Regions from separate parts of the Mus musculus genome. Here regions 1 and 2 are each linked to region 3. The links are chromatin loops, found by intact Hi-C in ENCODE. Cell type or tissue: heart. All regions are shown on one strand.

The links. Peaks named below come from ENCODE experiments on the same cell type or tissue, not always from the same donor. Only the 100,000 strongest peaks of a DNase experiment are listed, where the experiment ranks them.
Region 1: it touches region 3 in a loop (2.4-fold over the local background); 4 of 42 quality-filtered maps call a loop at or near these places.
Region 2: a loop joins it to region 3, with 2.6 times the contacts of the local background. A loop is called at or near these places in 4 of 42 quality-filtered maps.

What each region holds. Positions count from the first base shown.
Region 1 is chr16:24,904,870-24,912,869 of GRCm38, forward strand. All of the region lies in intron 10 of Lpp (LIM domain containing preferred translocation partner in lipoma), which reads left to right. Among named protein-coding and RNA genes, the nearest start is that of Gm22672, 25 kb to the left of the region's middle. In heart, a CTCF peak has its summit at 6,173; a DNase peak (open chromatin) is centred at 4,222.
Region 2 is chr16:24,888,460-24,896,459 of GRCm38, forward strand. It overlaps Lpp (LIM domain containing preferred translocation partner in lipoma), which reads left to right. Exons shown (of 13, transcript NM_178665.5): 10 at 1,331-1,500. Among named protein-coding and RNA genes, the nearest start is that of Gm22672, 8.3 kb to the left of the region's middle. In heart, no CTCF peak of the experiment used is centred here; a DNase peak (open chromatin) is centred at 3,282.
Region 3 is chr16:25,259,530-25,267,529 of GRCm38, forward strand. No RefSeq gene overlaps it. Among named protein-coding and RNA genes, the nearest start is that of Tprg, 23 kb to the right of the region's middle. In heart, a CTCF peak has its summit at 4,441 (motif pointing left); DNase peaks (open chromatin) are centred at 3,592 and 4,402; H3K27ac peaks cover 313 bases.

The DNA of each region.
Region 1 (8,000 bases), 350 kb before region 3:
GGCGTAGAGTGAGCCCAAGCCAGCTCCTGCATTGGAATGTAGAGCATAGCAGAGTTAGCTGTGTTCTAGCAGAGCACTTGGGATACTGAGAAGGGTCAGACAAACAACAAAGTAAGGCAGCGCTCTCTGACTTAAGCTCCAGAGATCCAGGCCCTGCAAAGAGATCAGAGAAAAGTACAAGCCCTGCCCTGGGGCCACGGGAAAGCTGACCAGCGTCAGAGAACCCCAGGATGGGCTGCATTGGACCATTTGGCCTGGGCCTAGAAAACCAGCTTATTATTCAATATTTTCAGGAAATAATAACTTGGTTCCCAATTGCTGCTGGATGGTATTAAGTAGAGAGGAGAAAAAGTTTCTTCCCACCCTCTGAAGGAGTAACACTTGCATCCATGAAGTATACTCAGAGTTGACAGATAACCAGGAGAAAGTTGAAGTTTATTAAGTACATGGGAATAGCCCAAGACAGGAAAGTGACTACCCAAGGAAACTCCTTTACCCGTCTCTTAGAGGATGAACAAGCTACTAAAGAGTAATTACTAAAGAGTAATGAACTCTTAGAAAAATAGAGCCTAGCCTATGGTCAGCTGTGGGGCTCTGTTCAATTCCAGTCTCTATTCCTTTGATAATGTTTGTATTCCCTGGTTAGTGAGATTCCCAGGGAAGCAACCCATGACAGTTGTCTTCCTTTTGGACTTAGTCAAATAAACTAACCAGAAGAAGATGGACCTGCACTTTAGAGAGAAAGAAGGAGGTGGACACTGTGGCCTTTAAGTGTCCAGTCTCTTTCTTCTACTCAAAGTCTACAGCATATCAAAGGATCATAATTTGGGACATTATTTCCTAAGGCCCATCCCTGGCAGCTTGTTCCCTGTCTATGTTAATTATATACCCTTGAACACATAACCAATATCTCAGTATAGTAATATCTTATACTTGAATTCATGTACCCAAAGTATGTTCAAAGTTGTTTTTCCTTTGATATGTATAGCAATCCCATGAAGCAGGTGTTTTCTAGGATAGATGTGTAAGAACCAAGGCCCTGTGAAAATACCCAATAGCTCATCACTGAGGATGGGGCTTTGATGTTCATTGTCTGACTGGGAGTCCACTTTTCTCATCTTTGTAGCCTAGTTGCCTGCCTAAATGGCCCAATCCATAAAGTCCACCTATTGTAAATCCTAATGTCCCAATCTGTGAAGTACACCTTACTAAGCACCTTCTGTACTCTAGATTTTTAAAAGAAACCACAATCTTTGTTAAATGTGGTTAATAGACCATCAATTGGATAGTAGAAATTAAAATTCAATACCATATGCGCATAAACTGTCTTCAGAGCTGGGCAGTGGGTAGGGATATGGAAGAATGTGGGGATGAGTTTTTGCAGTTGATCTAAGCATGACAGAGTCTGCCAAGGGTACCTGTGTTTCCATGTTCTTTGTCTCCACATTACCTGGGGCCATGTGCAGGAGCTTAACCTCTGCTGACCTTCCTTTCAGAGCAGCTGGAGATGCAGTGATCGTCCCTCTAACTTCCAAATCTCTGTGGAGATTTTCTCTTGACCCTTGAGCATAGCACAAGATAATTTAGGTTTCGATGTTAAGGCTTTAAGATTATTTGTAAGGAAAATAAATAACTTTATGATAGTTATACTTCCCAGTGGCCTCCACCTGAAGGATGGGATCTCAATAGCATGTAGTGGCTAAGAACATCTCTTCCGCCTACTTTAAGGAAATCTGTCCTTAAGAGAAGTTGAGATTGATTTTGTCAATTTTACAAGGTTGGAACTCTACCAGGAAACCACATTCTAGGTCACTTTATTTTGGTCATTTGGAACTATAAGGATGTTTCATAGCTCTTTTCTATACTTATCCATGTTCTGAACTCTTTCTAGCAGGCATTTTGAGCAAATGTTTTCCAAAAACATGAGTGGCAAGTTCTTTGCATCTGAAGAGATTATAAGGTGTGGTGGGTCTAATTCTGGGTTAAGTTGGAGATCCAAGATATTCTCTCTAGCAGAAGCCCCCTGTTAGACTTAGCCTCAGCATCTGTGCAAATGTGTAAATGAATAAAACAGGTTTGCATTACCAACCACCAAAACATACATACATGTGCCCACACAGACATGAGAACACATGCATGCAGAAGCCAAGCCAACTGGGAAATAGTTATCTGCCTTGAGGGGAATCTAAAACCTAGCTCATCATAAAAGCATATTTTTTTAAAAAGTACAGGCAAATGTATAAACAGACACTACAGCACTAATTTATCAACCAAGCAAGTTTAAGTGGGACAAGATAAAAAGAAACTGTAATTTAAATTTTTTTCTGTATGGTACTTGTGTGTAAGTGTGTGTGTGTGTGTGTGTGTGTGTGTGTGTGTGTGTGTGTAGGAATGTATTGAATTTGAAAGTAATTTATGGAAAGTGCTGCTACCATGGTATTTCAAATGCTCCACAATTTGAATTTAAACGACTCAATGGGATCATTAAGATTATTATGCATGTTTTCCAAAGACTTTCAAATGACAATTTTAAAAAATGGATGCCCTTTAAAAACCAAAGAATGTTATTGCACTTGTATAGATTGATGCAGCTTGAAGTAATTGCCACCGCCCCTTCTGAGCAAGTACCTGATGATAGCTGTTCGAGAGACATAGGTATTAGCGAGGTGCCAAGCTGCACACGCATCTGTTGATAAGTAAAACCGGATTATAGAGCAGACTTTATGGACAAAGACTTATTTCATTTAGTAAAACTGACAGTATAAAACTGTGAAAGGATAGAGTGTTCAGCATCAGTGTGAATTCATGCCGGGCTCAAGCCCAGAGATTGTGATAGCAGAGGCTCCCAGAGTGAACTCCAAAAGGAAGGCTCCCTCAAACCCAGTACTTCTGGCCTTTGCTCCCTTTGTATGGGTGGGTCGCCTTCCACTGTTTGCCTCTTACCCAGTGAACAACATACCAGGGTAGGAGGGATATTTAAGCATTTTTCAAAAGGAAGGGTGGTTGTTTGGTTTGCTTTTGCCAATAAACTTATTATTTTAATTTAAAAAGTTGTAATTCTGATCTTTGGAAATATGCTCGTCCTTTAGTTGTCTGGATTTTGGGTTTTTTAGACAGTGTCTCACTGTGTAGCCCAGCGTTAGGTTATTGTAGCCTAATAGCCACATCTGCCTTGAACTTATGTACCAAACACACTGTACAGCAATACAGAGGAACACGGTTGTTCCTTTCCACACTGTTAGAATTTTATTGACTTTGCAAACAACATCAGTTTCCTAGGCTGCAATTTACAAAGCAGTCTCAATTTCCCATGATAGCTAGCAGTTGGCAAACACAGTTCTTTTATTCCGATCATAATTACTAATATTAACTCCCGGATCACACGTTACACTTCCTACAGTAATTATATGTATATCGGAAGGTTACAGAATGACTACTAAAAGGTTAAAGAGGCTGCCGAGTTCAAAGAGGTCTTGATGGGAGCAGAGGTGGAGGGCTGATCCTGATTCAGAGAGTCACTGCAGGTGGTTAGATGAGCTACTGAGGAATCCAGTTGAAGAATTATTGAAGGTTCAGAGCCTGGCAGCAGTAGTATCCCACATGATCCTGACCCCTCTGCTGCTGAAGAAGCTCAGTTGGTCGAGTGCTTGCTCAGCACTGTAGTGGCATGTAAGCCTAGAATCCCAGGATTTGGGAGGTGGAGGCAGAGGGTTAAGAAGTTCCAGGTTATCTTCAGCTGTAAATGAGCTCAAGACCACCTTGGCACATACATGACCCTTTAAAGCTGGAAGAAAAATCTGATAACTCGTCTCTTCATTCAAGTGGAATCAATCTGAATACAGACCCTGCTGCTTCCTATTGTGTAAGATGAACTGATAGAGACTAAGGTCCTTCAGATTTCTGCAAGTATTTCTTCCTATTAAGGGAGGCTGATAAAAAAAAAGTGGTTCTAATTTTGTTAGGTTGTCACAAATACTACATGAGTTCATTTGTGTTAAGCGGCCAGCACAGTGTCCCCCTCCTGATTGGGCCCCTGTAATACTGACTGTCATTATTGACTTTAACCCTGGAAACACCTATCACATCACATATTTTATAGCAAGTAGATTATAAGTATACTGTGAGCATTTGTCTCATGTTGACATCCTTTGCTTTTCCCTCCTGTTCCACTCTCCTGGCAGTACTTCAACCTGGATGAATGCACTACTTGTCTTTTGCTTGCCAAAGCAGCTGACTATTGTGAGAGAAAACCATGCAGCCAGGCATGGTGATGTCATTGTACATTCTGACCAACCTAGAGCTGGGCCTCAGTCCACTCTGCATTCCTACTTTCTGCTCCCAAGCAGTTCATAAATCTCACATTCTTACCCAGTTTCTATCTGCCTCATCCCTACTCCTTTCTTAAGGGATGCTTTTGCTTCATTCTTCATAGTGACGATGGAAACTTCAAGAAGAAACTCCCTTAGCTACTATCTTAGTTGGTGCTGTGAAGAGACACCATGACCATGGCAACTCTTAACAAAGAAAGCACTTAACTGGGGCTGGCTTATAGTTTCAGAGTCCACACAAGTATATGTCCACACGCAAGTAAGTGAACACAAGCAGAGCTGGTCATATCTGGGCGAGACTGACAACTTGTCTCAACATATTATACTGGCTTTGACACTGCACTAAAGTTAAGTCTTTTTCCCAGCAAGATAAAGGGCAGATAGCCTTCAGCTCCCATGAGTCAGTAGTAGTCAGACTAGCCAACTTTTAATTATTTTAAATGATATTTGAATATTTAAAATACAAATGTTTCCTTTGACTACAGAAATAAGTTAATATGGTATAAACAAAAGTGAACTTAAAAATCATTTCCTGTCTTCTTACCCCACAGGCCATAACATTTCCTGCCACCTCTTTGATGCTAAATACATTGAAGCCTTTTAATCTTTTTTTAAATTTTTTTGAGAAGCTCATACATGTGCATACATGTATGTATAAATACTGTATTTACATTTCCATACCTTTTTCTGTCTTTTTTAATCCCCTATGTTCTCTTCCCATTCTCTCTCAAATTTATGATGTTTTCTACTCAAATTATTATTACACACACACACACACACACACACACACACTCACACGCTGCTGAATCTATTTGGCGTTGTGTACACACACACACCAATCTGTTAAAAAATGGACACTTCATCTTCCCTCTGGGACTGAACAAATCTTTTCCCTTCACAGAACATGCAACCTTTCCTATTGTATCCTCACCTCTAGCCAAGAACTCCTAAAAATTAGAAAATTCTGGAGATCTTAGTCTCCCAGTACCCTATGTGATAGCCTCCTCTTTGCCCCCATCAAAATATCTAAAAGTCTCTATTTCAATTGCCTATTTATTTTCCAGGTACCCAATCAGTAATGAACTTCCCCTGGGGCAGAAGGACTCCAATTTGTTTTGTATTCTTTGGGCCATAGTTGGGTCAAGCCTGGGACGTTCGGCATAGCAGGCAAGCACTCACACCTGAGTTCAGTTTCTCAGTGCTTTTTTACCAAGGGGCAGGAAGTGAGAAGTTCTGAATGAATATGAGGTCTGAATGAATATGAGGCAAAGAACTAGGATTGATCCTTCCTCTCTCTCTCTCTCTCTCTCTCTCTCTCTCTCTCGGATTGCTATGTGGTAAGTTGTTGTGTGCTTGTTAAGTGTTTCCACAACCGTGCTACATGAAATTGCATTTCCGATCCTCTTAGTCATTTCCTACGAATGTTGCCAAAATTATTTTCAGTTTGCTTTTACATTCTCTCCATCTCCCCCACATTGTGTAGACTAGAATAAAACAATGTCTAACTAACACTGACTGGTTTGTGAGGACTGGGGTTGATTGGGGTAGGAGGGAGAGAAGGGAAGTTAGGCTAAGAGTAATTAAGAATATATATGTATATATGTATATATGTATCTGTATACACACACATACATACAAATGTACATGCATACACACACACACACATATGAAATTCTTAAGGAACAAATTTAATAAAGGATTGTTTAAACTCCCCTCCCTTTTTGGTATGAGGCTAGCTGCTCATAAAGAAAACAAAACTAAAGAATAGAAGTGAATCATGATGTGGGGAAAGTCCAGGGACTGTAAGTGACGTGTGCCTCTAGTGCCTCTGGTGGGCACAGGTCCACATCTCAAACAGCCCAGCTGTTGTAGCCGTTAGCTTCTCTTGAGGGGCTGGCTGACAGAAGGAAATTGATGTTGCTTTTGAGGGAGGAACAGAGCAGCAAATGTAAAGATAATCAGGCCTTCCTCCACCCTAGTGAGAAAAACTGAGGCCGACCCCTAGGTGATGTAGCTACTCACTTCACTGCTGTGCAGAAGCACAGGTAACCAGCAGCCTGCCCCGCTGAGGCCCATGTTTTCCTTTGTGGCATGTGTGTGGCATTCATTATTCAATAGGATATTCATATTCGGGCTCTCTTGGAAGCCACCCCACTCCTGTGCAGAGGCAGCTTTTCTGCCTCTCTGTCCAGTCACCAAGAGAACCTTTGGGAAGCTGCATCCTCATGTGCAGATCAGTATGGCAGATACTGGGCACAGCTGGAACCTTCATGAACTCACATGCCTTTACCTACCAGGGACTTTATTTTTATTCTTGTCTTATGTGGTAGATTTACAAAGTGTATAATTTCCCTTGCAGGACAGGAGACAGTTATTTCTGTCCTTCCTCTCTTCCTTCCTTCCTTCCTTCCTTCCTTCCTTCCTTCCTTCCTTCCTTCCTTCCTTTCTTCTTTTTTATGGTTATATTTGGTGCTGGTTTCTATAGGTATTGTTTTGTTTCTTTTGGTTCTCTTTTGTTTTGTTTTTTGAGACAGGGTTTCATTATGTAGCCCAGGCTTCTACATAACACTCAATTCTTTTGTCTCTGCCTGGTATGCATTAGCACTACAGGTATGTACCACCATGCCCAGCCAGGAGTCCTTTTCTTAGCTGACATCCAGGTGGCCTTTCTTAGAGATTTCTCATGAACCTCTGGCTGAGACCATATGAGTAATGGGCAGAAGTCACAAGAAAGGATAGCATCGTTCAGGAAATAAAATGAGCCTGGTTTTAAGAAGTGTTTTGGCAACATTGCCTTGTATCCTCTGCTACAGTACTTACACATGGGTGCTTCGCATTGGTAGTTGGCAGTTCTCAATGTGTGTTCAGTGTTTCTGACCTCTGGCTGTATTAGAATTAACATGGGAATTTTCATTTTTTAATTCTCGTACCGAGGTCTATATCCTTGATCAATTGAACCAGACTTTCAAGTTTGAGGCCTGACATTGACAGTTTAGCATTGTTTTGAATCACATAACAATAAAATATCGTATAAAAACTTTGGGGTGGGGAGGCCTAGGTTGATTGAGGGTCTAATTTAAAGTGAATGATCAGCAGAGTTTGAATGACTCAGGTACTGTCTTCTGCCACTGTCTTGCTCTCAATTTATATTTTGTTGGGCTCAGTAGGACAAGGAGGGAGCAAAGAAAAGAAAGCAACCTTTTCCGAATGCATTTTCATGTGCTAACCAAGGATTTTTTTTAAGAAAAAAAGCCCCAGCACAAAGGAGAAAAGTGACAGAAATTAGTCTATGCAGTGAAGGAAGGACTGCTGCACCAGAAATCAGAGCCTTAGGCTGGTGCTGATCTGGCCATGACCTTTACATTGAAGGGAACTCAATAAACATCAAGGCCAGGCCCAGGGCTCAGTAGTTTAAAGTGCTTGCTTCACAAGGCTATTGCCCTCATGCCTGGAGCCCATGGTGAAGGTGAGAGCAGATGCCCAAAATTATCCTCTGACCACCATACACACATAGTGGTGGTAGTGTGTGTGTGTGTCTGTGTGTGTGTGTGTGTATAAGCACACCAATACTAGTTAAATTAATGACAACATATTACATCTATATGTTTTTGATGTTATGTTATATTATTATTGCATATTTAAAAACTTAGTGCTTTAATACAATAGTTATTT
Region 2 (8,000 bases), 370 kb before region 3:
GATGAACAGGCAGTGCAGCTGTGGGGCTGGAATAGATACTTTATCCAAGGATGTTTAGGCATGAAGTTAGTTAGATATTTTCTGCAACTTACTTTCCTCTTCTTTAGAGTAAGAATAATGGTAGTATGCCCATGTAAGGGTACCATGAATTAGAAAGGAGTTAATACAAGAGCCTCAAAAAATGTTGGCAATTCATGAAGCTAGGTCTATGACCTGCAAAAGGCTGCAGGTCCTTGTTGATATTCCTAGTTGCCTATGGTTATCTAGTAGGATCTTGTTTCTGCCTAGTAGACATGAACTATAAGGAGTCAAGGTGACTATGGCCCTTACGATCCCAGGGTATTGGGTTACAGAAGCTGCCACTCAGAGTAATACACACCCTGTCCCATTATTTACTTTCTTTCCTTCTGGTCCTGTAGTTTGAACACATGATCCTAGTATATATTAAGCAAATGCTCTATCACTGAGCTATACCTAATCCTAAAATTTTATGCTAGATTATAGTCTGTTACTGTTTAAATGTTAATATGTTCTTTAAAATCTAATCTGATACACACACACACACACACACACACACACACACACACTGTAGCTTTATAGAACAGACAGTGAGAAGCAGGTTCTTAAGGAACTCCCAACCATACAGTATATGGTGCCATTAAGTGATGTAGATATGTTCAAACTAAGTGCAGACTCAGAGGCAGTGCTGACTGGACTCTAGTCTCTTATATGATGTCAAGTGTGTGGAATGAGACTTGGCTTCAAGATCACCAGAAATCAGAACTAGAACCATGGGGAACGGTCAGGGTGGAGTTGCAGTAGTGGCTCCATGGAGAACAAAATGGTCTAGCAGCCTCAGTGCTCTGGAAACAGCTGACCTTCCCATCAGTGAGGGCCAGCTACAGAAGAGTCTGAATTTAGATATGAAGTCTGAATGTAGACAAGATACACACACACTAACTGATGTACTGACTCTTCCAGGGACGGAGGCTTTCCTGAATTGTTCTGTTCAGTAGATTGTGCTTTTCAACCCCAGTATCCTGAATCCTGCTCCTACCTGTATATGATTAGAGACAGTGCCCAGGCCCCTTCATCAAGCATATGAGTTTCCCTCCATTGCCTTCTCAGGAGCCTTAGCTGTCTGCTCAGTTGACTCTGGGAGATTCCCGCTATGTGCAGGGGAGATCTTGGTGGGCTTGCTACTTAATTCAGCAAAGGCAGTAATGCTATGTCTCTTGCTACTGCAGGATAAATCAGCTGTCTCCCTCATCTTGACTTCATTGGACAGGTCTAAGAATTCCTCTGTAACAAGCAACCCCTTATCTTCTAGGCCGTTGTGCCCGCTGTGGGGAAAATGTTGTTGGAGAAGGAACAGGATGTACTGCCATGGATCAGGTCTTCCACGTGGATTGCTTCACCTGCATTGTCTGTGATGTCAAGCTCCGAGGGCAGCCTTTCTATGCCGTGGAGAAGAAGGCATACTGCGAGCCCTGCTACATTGTAAGTTGCCACATTAGGTCTTCATCTGCTCTGTCTTATTTGACCAAATACAAGTCACTCCATATAAATGTCACCATCAGTTCTTTGACGTTCAAAAGATGTGTACACATGTAAATTGACATACTGTATTTTTTTCTATATAATTACAGTTCACATGAGGTCAAAAATTGTGTTAGGAGGGGGCTGCCTTTCAACCAAAGGTCAGCCAGAAAGCTGTCTTGCCTGTGTTTTTTATCCATGTATATAGGAACAGTATGTTCTCTGTCATGTATATGAAGGATTCCTGTTCTCAGAGTCATACAGTCTTATCATGCATTTGAAATCTCAGTATTTTAGGAAAGACTTAGCAGGTGGCAGAATTTGTCAATGGCCTTCTAAACTTCTGGACTAATTATCTCTGCAGAATCATTTTACCTCCCTAATCCCCCAGGTTGTCTATGGTGTAGAGAAACTCTTTATTATAAAGTATTAAAGAGAATTGCATTCTAATTCTGACTGAGCTAGAAATGGTTTTCTGTTTTAAAGAACAAAGCTATTTTTGAATAGCAAAACTTAGTGACTAAAAATAAATAACATTTCCTTAGCATTTTATATGGCTATTTAATCTATTTAGCTACCTTCTGATAGAGTAGATTACTTAATAAGAAAACTTTATACCCAAAGTAAATTCCTTTACTGTCATTCTGGTTTTGATCTATCTGTTGAACATATCCATGGAAAAGTAGTACTTTTTACAAACCTAAAAATTAGTCACAGTTGCACCCTCTGTCAAGGCATTTCAACAGCAAAGAAACCTTGAGAATAAGGGACTCAGAAATTTGTAGATCTCCAGAGTTTAATTTTATTGGAATTTCTGCCTTGGTTGATGTCTTAGTATTACTGCTACTGTGATGAAAAACCATGATCAAAGGCAGCTTTTTTAGGAAACAGTTCATACTTCCAGGTAGCAGTCCATCACTGATGAAAATGAGGGAAAGGCCATAGAAGGATGCTGCTTGGTGGCTTGCTCTCCATGGCTCCCTCAGCCTGATTTACTATAGAACATAGGACCACCAGCCCAAGGATGAGCTGAGCTCTTCCCCATTGACCACTAATGAAGAAAATGCCTTACAGACTTGCCTACAGCCAGATCTATGATGGCGCTTTCTTCATTGACGTTCCCTCCTTTCCAGTGACTCCAGCTTGTCTCAAGTTAACATAAAATTAAGCCAGCACAGTTGGTAACAAAATTCTGAAAACTCAAGTTCATTGAAACCCAAGGATGTGTGGCACAAAGAACAGTTCTCCACGACTGACATTTCTACGTTTCATCTCTTGGTTTCCATCTTACTTTGTTTTCCTTCCAGGAACAACTTAAACACATGTGGCAGCATTATAATCCCATCAGCTAAAGCAGGTGGGAGAGAAAGGAACTGTTTTCAGGTCACTCGCCTAACTGCTCTCTTTAGAAGTGAGACTAGAGACACAGGCGTAGGGTGGCTTCTGGTTACCATCAGTCAGAGTCACATTTCTTCCTTGTCCTGCGACTTGGGCAGTGCTGCATGTCACTAGCTGTTCAGACTGTAACGATAAGCATAGCAGTGCCCTGTCTATCTGGAAGCAGCAGCATCTACAATAAGAAAAAGTCTAGTCAGCAAAACCTCACCTCTTACATCATTCTACTCTTCAAGTACCACCCTGTGAAATCATTGTTGAAAAGAGGAAGGCCTTTTATAATTCTGACCTCTTTTAAGTGGGCTGCACTTTCTAGCGACTCAGGACAGCCTTGTGCAATCGTTTATTGCTGCAAGTTTTGGCAGCCAAGTCAGCAAAGCCTCGTCCAGCCATCTAGCTCTCGTCTAGCAGGGAGCAGTAACCTTTTTATAGCTCCTGTTTGGTCCCTTTTTACTGTGCCACTGATCATTGCTACTGTAACAATGCTTCTGTGGAAGGCATCTTAAGCTGTTTATTTTTATGCTTTGTAAGCAAAGGTCTTACATAAAATACTGGGAAACTGTAGCAGCATGCAAAGAACGTGAGTTTGAATAGAATTCAGTCAAAGCTTTCTGTCGTGGGCAAGTTACTTGCTCTTTCCAAGCCCTGGTTTTTCTTTCTCATCTATATACTGGACATAATGGGATATTTTTCCATCAGCTCCCTGAGGATGAAATGAGGCAACCCTTGTAAGCACCCTTAGTCTACTGAGGAAAAGCTATTCTACAAATGTTGCATCTGTACTTAGTAGTTAGGTTTGGGGACCTGTTCACCATTCCGTATGTGTGCAGTGAGACTCAGACTCACTTAGCTCAAGGAAGCTGGTTTGCTTCTTGGATATACCTATCTTCCATTTTTTTGTTAATGTTTGCTTACCTCGGTGCACAACAAAGCTTCAGTTTCATGTTTTTAGTCATTTTCTATAGTGTGGCAGATTCTATTATCCAGACTCTATTATATGATCCTTGAGATTGCTTAAGTCGCTGGCTCCCTCTGTTCAGGTTGTGTGTCATAGCACTCTGCACTTCAAGCAACGCAGAGTATGTGGGAAATATTTAATCATACACATGGAAGAGCTGAGTGAATTCAAATAATAGAGAACCTTACTATCCTTTCTGTGTTTTCTCCCCCTCATAAGACCCTGTCATTGAGGTCCTTGACTTAATGGCCTCCTTTCATAGCTACCCAGAAAGGTTGAAATCTTCTCAGACTTCAGTTCCATTTTACCTAAAGGCCCTCTCTGTTCAGAATCGATTCCAGGATGCAGCCTGGACCTCGTGCCCTTGACCGAGGTATCGGCACTTCCAACTCCTTCTAAACTTTCACAGTTCTGATAAGCTGCATCAGAACTTCAGAGGGAAACAGAGAGTGTGAATTAGAACAAGCTGCATGGCAGGTGGACTTAGTACAGGCGGTGCTAGGATTGCTTGTCTCTCCAGGAGCTAAAGTTCTAGAGCAGAAGACCCTGCTCGTGGGATCCAGCTTCGTATCACACGGCTCGACACAGGTGTCCCAAAGACATTGTGAATAAGACAAGACAAGCAAGTCCCTGGGTGCCAGTCCATGGGACTCTTTTCTTTCTGTTCTTGTGTTTGGTTTGTTGTTACTTAATTGATGGAATAAGATATAATAAGAATAGCAAAGGCAATGGCTTAGTTAATTATTTCTCTGTAAGCACCAACCACTCATGCTTGACTATTGATCCAGGAGTAAGGCCTCCCACCTGTAAAACAAAACTTAAATTTCCTTCTGAATTGGTTATTGATAAGCCTAAAATCATATCTAAATGTAATATTGTATACCCTGACATTCAGTGCCCAGTAATCTCATCATATTTGGTTAATCACATTAGTTCTTTCCTATGGTCTCTTGAGCTCTTATTCTTTGTGTATCTGCATCTACAGTTAAACAGATTTGATTCAGTGTGGTGGTATAGCTCTCTTCACATGTATTTTACCTGTTTTCTGTCAAGTACCTGATATGAATATATGCACACCATACTTCAGTGGCAATCTTCACTTTTAGCCTCTCATCTACTTAGATTTATAGTATGTTTATGAACTACCTTTTAAAGCAAAAGTATATTTTCCATTCCTTTATCATTATATTATGCTTAAAGAAAATTGAGTGAAAATTTTATATCTTTATTTAAAATAAAGTACAATAAAATAAAAATAAAATAAAAAATAAATAAAATACTTTTAAAATAAAAGTAAAATAAACTAAATTTACAATTAAATTAAAATTTAAAAGTAACATAATTTTTAAAATGTAGTTTATTGTTTTGCTTAGGGTTTCCATTGCTATAAAATGACACCATGACCAAGCCCACTCTTATAAAGGACATTTAATTGGGGCTGGCTTACACTTTCAGAGGTGCAGTCCATTATCATCATGGTGGGAAGCATGGTGGCATCCAGGCAGGCATGACACTGGGGAAGGAGCTGAGAATTCTACATCTTGTTCTGAAGGCAAACATGAGGGGACTGTCTCACACATGGCTAGGAGGGGGGTTTCAAAGCCCACCCCACACTGATACACTTCCTCCAACAAGGCCACACCTCCTGAATAGTGCCACTCCTTGGGCCAAGCATATTCAAACCATCACAATTATCAACTCAAATTATCAACATCAGTAATTCTAGGACATTGCCTGCTGTTCTTAGTTTTGACCTAGAACACGTGATCCTCCTGCCCCAGTTTCATAGAATATACCACCACACCTAACACTTTAAAATATTTCTTTAGAAAACTGTTTCTGGTTGACAAGCCTGTTGCAATCAGTGAGTTCATATATTAAACGATATGTTATTCCCTGTTAGATTTATTTAGATTCATCTGGGTCAATGTAATAAGTATATTATGTCCTAGTTATTTTAACTGATGCTTATATCAGTAGTAGTAAATGATCTTGTAAATGACTCGTTTCGATTATGCTTATAGTTTTGAATAAATAAAAAGATTAAAATTAAGAGCACTTAAGTTTATTAGGAAGTAAAATGATTTAAATAGAATCTATCTACCTTGGTCCTATCTGTCTGGTTATAATGTTGGGTACATCATTTGCCTCCAAGTACCAGGGTGTTTTTGTTTATAAAGTTAAAATTCCCTAATGTCATAGATAAGGAATGAGCAAGTGTGTTATTTTTGTATCATGAAACTATTGGATTAATCTGCTGAGTGACCTTATTGTGATACGATGGAGAAGCTGTAGCCCACAATGGGCATGTTTCAGCTGCTGTTGCTATAGAAATATTGAAAGTAATTGGCTTGATAGGAGGAACACAGGGTACATGGGAGATGAGTGCTTTGCTTACAGTCATTTGTGGTTTTAGGTATGAAGGGCATCAACAAGGCCTTCAGCTTGTTTGAAACTTCTCTGGTTGAGGCAAGCTTCCTTCTGAGTGTTAATGTAACAAAGGAGCACTTGCTTTCTTCTTGGCAGTGTAAAGGAGCCTAGGCCTTGGGACATACACATCAGACGTCCTCAGGCAGAGTCTGTTTATGAAACGGTGATCCAGGATCCTCCACTGGGTCAGGGCTTTTGGACAGAGTAGCTGGAAAAGAGAGGCAGGCATTTTTATTAGAATTGATATCCTACTGACTAGCAGACCTCTGAAAGTAGCAAGCCAGTCTCCTGGGAGACTAACTTGAAAGTACCAGAACCTGGCACATTAATAACCAGCACATTAGCAGCCTTTTGCTCTCTTATGGCACTAAATGGTGAAGTTAAAGCAGTCTAGATTTTCAACTCCATTAAGATGTAGTTTTCTTGTACCTCTGCAGGAAAGCTGTCCTTTTATGTACTAACGTTTGTCCTAATGGAATGTTTTAAAAGCAGGGCCCTGCGTGGGTGTTGGAAAAGGAACCAAAGAGTTGGGACAGAGTCTGAAAAATCCACATGAGCATTGCTCTCCCTAATCGCCCACCTCTGCTCTCATCAGCATGATGCTGCTTCTGCCTCCCTCGGTCTCCTACTGCACACACCACCTACACACTTAAACACATCCATTCCTGCTGTCTTACTGTCACCCCACCAGCACTCTCCCAATAAGGAAAAGGGTTCGAGAATGAGAAACATTGTTTTAAAAAACACTCTCCAATGAGGTTGAGTGTATGAACCTGGGTGTAATCACCCTCATTCCTGACCTTCCATATGGCACACCATGTCTGTTGGAGCTGTGATAGGCAAGGGGAGAGTATTAGGCCTGGTTACAAATGAGGCTTTGATATGGTCAAAGGAAAAGGCAAAATGAAAACCAGAAAGCTTTCTTCTGACCTGGTGTCCTTATTTGTTATTTTATTTATTTATCTTATTTATTTTATTCGCTTTATTTATTTACCATGCTGTTACCCTGAAAACTTACATTCATCCTTTTGAAAACACCAGAATGCTGCCAGTAACTGGCCACTCACTTTAAAGTCACAGAAGCTTTCTGGTCCCAAGATTTCATTTGATAGCAACCACTGACTGAATTGTGCCTTCTAGCATTATAGACAACGGGTAAAAAGCCATGACACCTGGTCTTCCCTTCAGTATCTACAAATCATGGAGTCTCAAAACAAAAAGAATGCATTTATGTTTAGAGTTAAGTGTAGTCATAGTGATAAATGCCATCTGCCCAATAGTATAAGTGTATTTTTTAGTGGTTTTCTTTGTCTGTTGGTCTGAAAGGAGCCGTGGAGATATTGGTTCTGCTCCTTTTACTGTCATTTCCAGTAGCAAGAAACTGAGACTTGTACAACTCTGGTGTGATGAGCTTTGTTTTTATCTTATATTTTATTTTGTTGTTCTTTTTTTTAATGAAGGAAGGAAGGAAAACCTAAATGACTGGTTTTTCTCTATTGCCTTCTCTAGGTGGGGTCTGGGATTTTTGTGGATTTGTTTGTTCATTTTTTAGATTTAATTCAAGCTGGATTTAGGGATATATAACCTTGTCTTATTTTAGAGAAATGTTGGGATCAAAATTGTCTTTTTAATGGTAGCGATTCTTTTAAAAATTAATATCTTTTAATATACAGTCATT
Region 3 (8,000 bases):
AAGGGCCCTGGGAGTAGACAGTAGTTCTCTGCTCACTCTAGAATTTCCCCTTTCCAGAAAGGGGAGCACTTTGCTGTTGACCACAGGCTATGTGCAGCAGGTAGAAAGTAGGGACTTTTATGTTGGTTCTTGTTGAAATTTCAGACAGGTGGATCATCGTGAGTTGACTCCCATTTATCTTGAGGAAAGTCACTGACGCCTAGGAGCAGATGTGAATTTGCCATAGTCACTGTGTTTCCTGCCCTGCTCACTAGGGTTGTAAGTCTGCAGACTACAAAGCTTTAGTACTGGGTTTGATAGGGTCTCCTGTGCTGGGACTGTGTGTAAAATGGGGAGAAAAGAGCAGGCTCACACCACATTCTCTTCTTTTCTCATTATGAGGCCAACATGGCTCCTAAGGGGAAGGGAATTCCATGGAGGTTTCCAGGGAGGTCTGGATGCTATTTTGCCGATTCAATAGTTTGTATTAATGACTTGGTTATTTTAAAGAAAGGGATGAGCCCATCTGCAGATGGCACCCAACTCAAACCAAATGCTGAGATCACTGATCCATGGATGGTATTCTGGGGGATGAGTAGGTTCTCATGTTCTTTGGCCTGATGCCTTGGTGTCAATATAATTAGCAACAACAAACTATGTATATCAAATTAGTAACTTGTATGTGTTTAGCACAAGAGGTGGTTTCCCTGGCTGGATCTGTACTCACTGTGTATTTCAACCAAATCACCACACAAATTGTCAACAAGTACAACTACGTGTTGATCAAAAAGGCAAGTCCACAGACAGAGCCTGCACTGGAGCACGAGTGAAGAGGCTGCCTGTTGATTGCGTGAAGCATCTGCAGCAAGGCAACTCTGAGCAGGCAATGCTTCTTCAAGTTCAGTCTCATCACGTGGCGACAGCTTTGTTTGTCTTCTCAGAGAAACACAAGAACCCAAACAGAAGTGTGCCAAGGCTTCCTTGTACCACTTCACCAAACTAATGGCAATAATGACAATGGTAACTAAAGAGTCCTATCTAAAATGACCTAGACTATGTAAAGGGGACTGGCATCAACACAGCAGACTGAAGCTGAGCATAAGTAGTACAGTGGCTGTGGAACTGAAGGCATCAGGACTATACTCAGAGCATCAAGTCGCATGGAAGCTTTTCTCTCACGACAAACTCCCAAAAGCATGTGTTAGTGAGAGTTCGATTAAGCAGGCACATTGGAAAATAAAAAAATAAAAAGATCTCATCTCAATGTTTATATATACAAAAGGATTTCATGCCAATAAGAGTATTGATACATTAGTTCTGAACTCTCTTAAGGAATGAATTTGAAGTTGGAAGGAATGAAAAGGAAATAGAATTTAGATGGCCTTAGACGCCTTTGTGTAGCAATTTCCCCTCAATGAATCTAGGTGACCAGGGCACCAAAGACGTCTTTGTGTGGCTTGCTGGCTTTCCTTCTTATGACTGACATGTGGTGAGCACTGAGTGTAGGAGAGGTTCACTGAAATTCGTTCATTTATGTCAGCTACAGAACATTGATTTTCTTAATAAAGAGATGCAGTTCAGATATGCCATGAGGTCACAGCTGGGGAAGAAGGAGCTGCCAGGCTACCAGAGCTCATGAGGAAGACTTGGGACCATTTTCCACTTCCCAGCAGGCGAGTATTCAGAAAGGACAGCTGGTGCTAAGGTTAAAGGTATGAGACCTCATAATGTATTCTCCAAAGACAATGCTATTGGGTAGAATCATTGCCAGGAAGACCAAGGTTAGCTCATGATAGCCTTTCAGGGTCCTCTGAGGGGCAGGGACTCTCACTCCCTCCTGGGTGGCTTCTGAATCTGTGTGTACCAGGCTGGTACATTCACCCACTGAATACTAAGTATTGTGGGTAGATGTTCATATCCAGTGAGCTAACTGAGGGCAGAGACCATGCTGTAAATGTTGTATCTTCTTTACCTGTTCTTAGCTTGTCACAGCTTACTATCTGAGTAAGTCTTAGTGAAGAAAGGCCTCTATGTGGATCTCCCCCAAAGAATGGGTTCTAGTATGATTTATGGAGAGATTTGGGATCTTTACATTTCTCTGCATTGGCTAAATATAACATCAAGATTTACTTCTCGGGAGCTGTGTCTTCTCGCTTCTACTTCTGCAGATTTGAATGTTAATGATAATTGCTAGCACTTATTTTGTGTGTGGCACACTGGAACTCTCCTCAACACTTGCCTATCTTATCATCTAAGCTGCTTTTATAGATAAGGAAGCTTCGATTGGCAGAGGCAATGTAACCCTACCACAGGAAGGGAGTCAGGATATGACTGGGCCAGATTTTGATCCCTGGTCTATTTGACATATGCATCATACCCATTCTATGATGTATGAAACAGTGTATTTTTTGGGGGAAGGGTACTTTTTCAGAGACTTAATTTCAAGGAAGACACCTAGAGTCTCTTAGAACTAAAAGGGTTGCGTTTATTTAAGAGAAGTTAGGCTTTGTGGAATCTTACTCAAATATTAGGCTTCATACTTGAAGATGATGTTTTCTCTAATAGTGGTTTTTTTAAAGCCCATAGTTTTCTTAGTTTGGTTTCTGCTGCTGAAAATTTTAAAGGCCGACTTGGAGTGGGGAAGGAGGGCGTGTTTGCTTTATGTATCCCAAGTCACAGTCCATTGAAAGGGTTCGAGGTAGGATCCCAACACAGGAACCTGCAGGCAGAAACTGAAGCAGAAGCCATAGATAAGGGCTGCTGGCTCATTGAGCCTGTTTTCTTATGCACCCAGGACCACAAGCCTAGAGGAAGGTTCCCTAGAGTGAGCTGGGTCCATCCACAGCAACCATCAATGAAGAAAAGGCTTCCCAGACTTGCCTCCAGATCAGTCTGTTGGAGGCCCTTTCTCAACTGAGGTTTCCTCTTCTCAGATGACTCCAGCTATGTCAAACTGCCAAAAAAAATAACCAGGAGAATAGGCTTAGGGAACAACTGGTGGAGCTGGACTGTCAAGAATTATGGAGAGAGTAATAGACACTTCCCCCGTTTTCTGCATCCCGGTTACCATGCCAATAGGCAGTAGAGGGTAGAGAAGAGTGTAAGCTAGCTGTGATAGAGGAACGAGGAAGGGAAACTCTTGGCCCTTTTACTTTAGGGCTGAGAGGACTTTTGCGTGCCTCTAGAGCTGTTCGGTTGGCTTGGGCATCACTTCAGAGTCCCTTGGTTTCTGGGGCACTTCAGAGACCAGCAAACACAAAGAAGTCAGGGATTCTGGTTCTAGGCTGCTTCAAAGTTCAAGCTTAGGGCTGTCTCACTGTGCTCAACAACTAAGCTGGCAAGTCCTCAGGGAAGACACTAGCTTCACAGTATTACACATGCGCAGGGAATTGCTGGTGATTTTCACGAAAGCCTGGGATTGTTATCAATGGTAGGGTCCATCAGTGGAACGTTTATGACTTCTGTCTATCTATACCCAGAAGAATATTATTTGGTCATTAAGACTTGTTGACTTCTTAACTTTGCAGTATTGTGAATGAGTCTGGAGGGCATAGCTAAGGGAAACAAGACAGGCCCAGAAAGACAAATACCACAGGGATGACCTCACCCGTTTGAGAAATCAAAACAAGCTGATGTCATACGTGTAGACTGGGAAAGTGGTAATCAGACAGTGCAGAGAGGAGGCGAAGGAAGGGAGAGTCTGGCCTATGCCTAACTGGGTAAAAGGAAGACGGTCTGTCTGTCACTATAAGCACAACTGTATAACTATGGTGAGTATTGCTCTGTGTATTTCCAAACACCTTCCACAAGAGAAGAATTTAAGTGTTCTCACAATAAAAGATTATAAATGGCTGAGGTAATTTAGATATGATAAAATACCATACTGATTATTACACAAAATGTTCTTTTTTATTTTTAATTTTTATTTATTTATATTTTTCAAAATATTCTTATATCTAACGCCTATTGTGCCTAAAAATATGTATACCTATTACATGTCAAGCAAAAATACAATAACAACGTTTAGAAAAAAATGTCAGCACTGGATATTTGTCTGACATTTGTCAGTTGCTCGGGTCTGACAGATGGATGTGGGCAGGAAGCTCTGGGACCTCAACAGACGCTGACCATCAGTGGGTGTTGGTGACCATTCCTCCCAGTTCCTGAGAAGACGGTCACCTTGTCCTTGTGAAGATCAAACTGAAATATCTATGTTCCTGCATCATGGAATACAGTTGAGCCTAAGGGACAGAGTTGTCAGGAAAGGGAGAATACAATGGCCACCTGTTATTCTTATTCGGGGGTGTGGGAATCCGACTAGCCAGTCAAAGGTTTCTTTCTGTCTTCAGAGACACGTTTGTCTGCAAGGGCAGAGATGAAAGGCACTTGTTACAAACCCTTCTTCTCCCTCATGCTGGGAGAGAGACAAAATGTCCACCTACTGCCATCTGGTGGTCATAGTTTGCACTGCAGCTTGAGTTAGCCTCTTCACTTAGAAAAGGGTCCGCTATATAGAAAAGCAACAATGAATAAACATGGTTTCTGGCCTTGAGGAACAATCAGTCCAGTAGACTTAATTGGCATGCTAGCATTTAAAGTAAAATGTGCAAGGTGTTATCAAGACGTAGCATGGGGAAGAATACCTTTGAGTTGAGTCTTGAAGCATCCTTTGTCACTTTGTCACTTTGACAAAAAGGAGGAGGCTTGTTCTACATACAGAGCACACCCCTTTGCTAGGTTAGCACCCGACTTGTTGATAAGGGATATGGGAAAGAAGGGACAGGAACGAACTGAGACAAAGGTAGGATCAGACCCCAGGATCCTTGAAATGCCTAACCAAGGAGACAGGTCTGCTCTAGAGCATTAAGCCAGAATATAATGGGGTCAGAGTTTGCTGATAAAAGGCAGACCTCCATTGTCTGCACATAAGCTTTCCAAGTATTCATCAGTGGAAGTCATTATTTGAAATACATAGAAACATCATGGTTATGACTGAAGACAGAGTTTGTAGGTCAAAAGTCATTTCAACACCATGTCCCACATGATTGGTGCATGCCAACACTTTTTGACAGGCCAAATGGCTCAATAGAGCCACATTTAATAACCCCTGCTGCAGGAGAGGTTCTAACCTAATATGATCAACACCTTTGTGGTTTTAGAGCCCACTGTACTGTCCAGCCTACAGTAGGCTACTTATAAATCAGGTCTGAGATAGTAGTCCCCTGTTCTAGACCTGTTCTAAACATTTAGTTTCATGGTCATCCCAATTTTATTGGTCAGTTTCCAAACAGGACCTAGATCCCTCATCCCTAGCTTCTAGTTTTATTTTGTGAGAGAAAGGTTGGTATTAGCCATCTCTCTAGTCTCTACTAAGCATCTTTTGTCTGCCACCCCATGTATCAACCCACATTAGGTGTCTCCAACCTACTTGTCATCCCCAACCCACAGATTGCCTGATGCAGTTATGAGAAGCATCACCTCACATCTCACAGCGGCATTCGGTCTACGAACCACACTTTATACTCAAACTTCACTTTGTACTCAAGAACTTTCCGCTATATGGCTGCAGGACCCCGATTTGTGACAGAGTGCGGCTGGCTGCATGGCATTGCCTTCGGTGAGAAATTTCAGACCAATAATTGACCAAGCGTGAGTGGCCTCCTGATGGGCAAAGACGATTCCATTCCCCAATGCCATTTCTGGTGCCAACCGCAGATTCCCACCCACCAAGCAGTATTTCCTGTGATTCGCCCTCTTGTTCCTTGTCTTTACTCACGCTTTGCCCACTCTATCTGCACGGCAGGGTCAGTTTGCTCTCACTCTCCCACATAACTTCGCTGTTTCAAGGCTGTGTCCGGAACTGCCTCCTTCTCACCATCTGGCCACTATCTGCCATGCCTTCCCACCCGGCCCCCACCTTTCCTTGGAAGCCTTCACGCAAAGATGCTAACTCACTCAGTGACTTTTCCCACAGTGCTCAGTGTGTTCCCTGTGGCCGGATAACTACTTCCACAATGAATCTTCCTTAGGCTCATTGTTATTTCCCTGAGAGCTCCTAGACCCGACTTCTTTTATATGGCTGCTGCCAAGTTCAATAAACATTAAGCAAGTGAATATCACACTCTATAGCTAATGCTTTTGGGCTGTTCTAGCCTTCATTAAAGGAAATGGAAATGTACCACAGCCGCTTGCTTTTGATGACTAGAGGCAAGGCAGTGGAACAGGAGACTCTTACTCACTTCAGTCAGTGGCAGAACTCTTCATTTCATGCTCGCTTCCCCTCAGCAAACTCTAGAGCAAGAGAACCATGGTGCTCCCCCATGTCCTCAGCCACAGTGCATGACCAATTGTCTAATCAATGGATTGTCACTTATAAGGATCCATTTGAACATGGATGACATTTGGGATCTATAAAGATGCTTCAAAGTCAGGTGGTTACACATTTTTTTTTCCTTCCTGGAATCATTTCAAGTGGGAATCGGGGCTCCTCCCCTCTTGCTGCAGTTGCTCACCTCTCTCTGAAGCTCACTAAGGACAGATGAAGATGGGAATAGAGAGATGGAGAATGCTACGTCATCTCTAGATACCCTTGCCTGTCCCAGGGAAGTGCTGGGACTTAAGACCTCACTCATTCCATCTTGAAGAGTAAGTAAGGCTTGACTTGATTTTCTAGAAATATCCATTTCTGACAGTGCCTTGAATTTCTTTTTAATTGATTTGATCTCAAGTATTCCTTTCCCATTCCCTTTCCTGTTTGTTTTTAAAAGAACAAAACAAAATACTCACAAAGCCACAAACCCAAAACAAAAATGAACAAGCAAACCCCCAAAAAAGCAAAGGAAGAAAAAAAGAGTCCCAAACTTTGACCAATAACTAAAATTGCTCAGTAATTTTCAACCAGTAATAATTGAGTGCTGGTTTACATTCTTTTGATGATGCAATTCACATGGCACATATATCAGAGTGCATGATCCCCATGCTATGTGTTTTTGGAGCTTCAATAGACTGACACCATTTATAGATACAGAACACTGGAATAGTAAGAATAACCCAGCTTCGGAGACCCCAGCAAGTGAGGAGACTGAGCTGAGAGCCCAGCTACAGACTTCTAACTTCAGCAGCAGATTATGCAGTTAAGTGTCTGAGACACACTTCAGAGATACAAATCAGACCCCAACTACGCTACAACCAAAGGCTTTGGAATAGGTTATAACGTTGTCTTTGGTTACCCATGGTGGTAAGTTAATTTGGCTGTGTGTGATAGAGAAACCCATTGAACTTGAGTAATGGACGGTTTGTTCCTAGGACACATGTATATAGGAATAGGTCCTTTCATCTTTACTGGGAGCCAAATTAGCTTTACACATCAGGTCTCCCAAATGCAGGAGTAAAATCTAGCAGCAACAGCTGTCCTAAGTGCCATCTGGTGTCTGGGATGGAGGGGCTAGAGCACAGGCTCCTATTCTTTCTGTAAAACTGTTATTATTTATTATTATTATTATTATTATTATTATTATTATTATTTTGTTTTCTCTGTGCATATGATATATGTGGGAGCACATGTCTCCACGGCACACATGTGAGAGTCAGAGGACAACTTTGTGGGTTCTGTTCACTTTCTCCACCTTGTTTGGGTTTGGGGGTCAGGCTTGGGTCACCATACCCACAGAACCAGTCAGAGGCCAAGCTCTTACCCTGTGTTTCATCCTCAGCATGAGTGACTCTGTCAGTGTCTGCTTCTCTTAGGATCTATCCTTTTCTCTCTGTACCTGCGAGTGGCATCATCTACTTTGTGTTAAGTGATCTAGAGAGATGTAATTTGATTGTTATGGTTGACTTCTGTGAATCCCTAATTGTCAAGCTTTTCTTCAAGTCAAACCACAGTTGCTGAGTACCCTGTCTCGGCAATATTGGCACAGGGGCATTGTCTTTAGTAATTTCTTTTAGCAATTAATGTAGCCGTTTCTTTCATTTTTAGAAGATTTATTTTATTTTATATTAATTGTGTGTATGTATGCAGG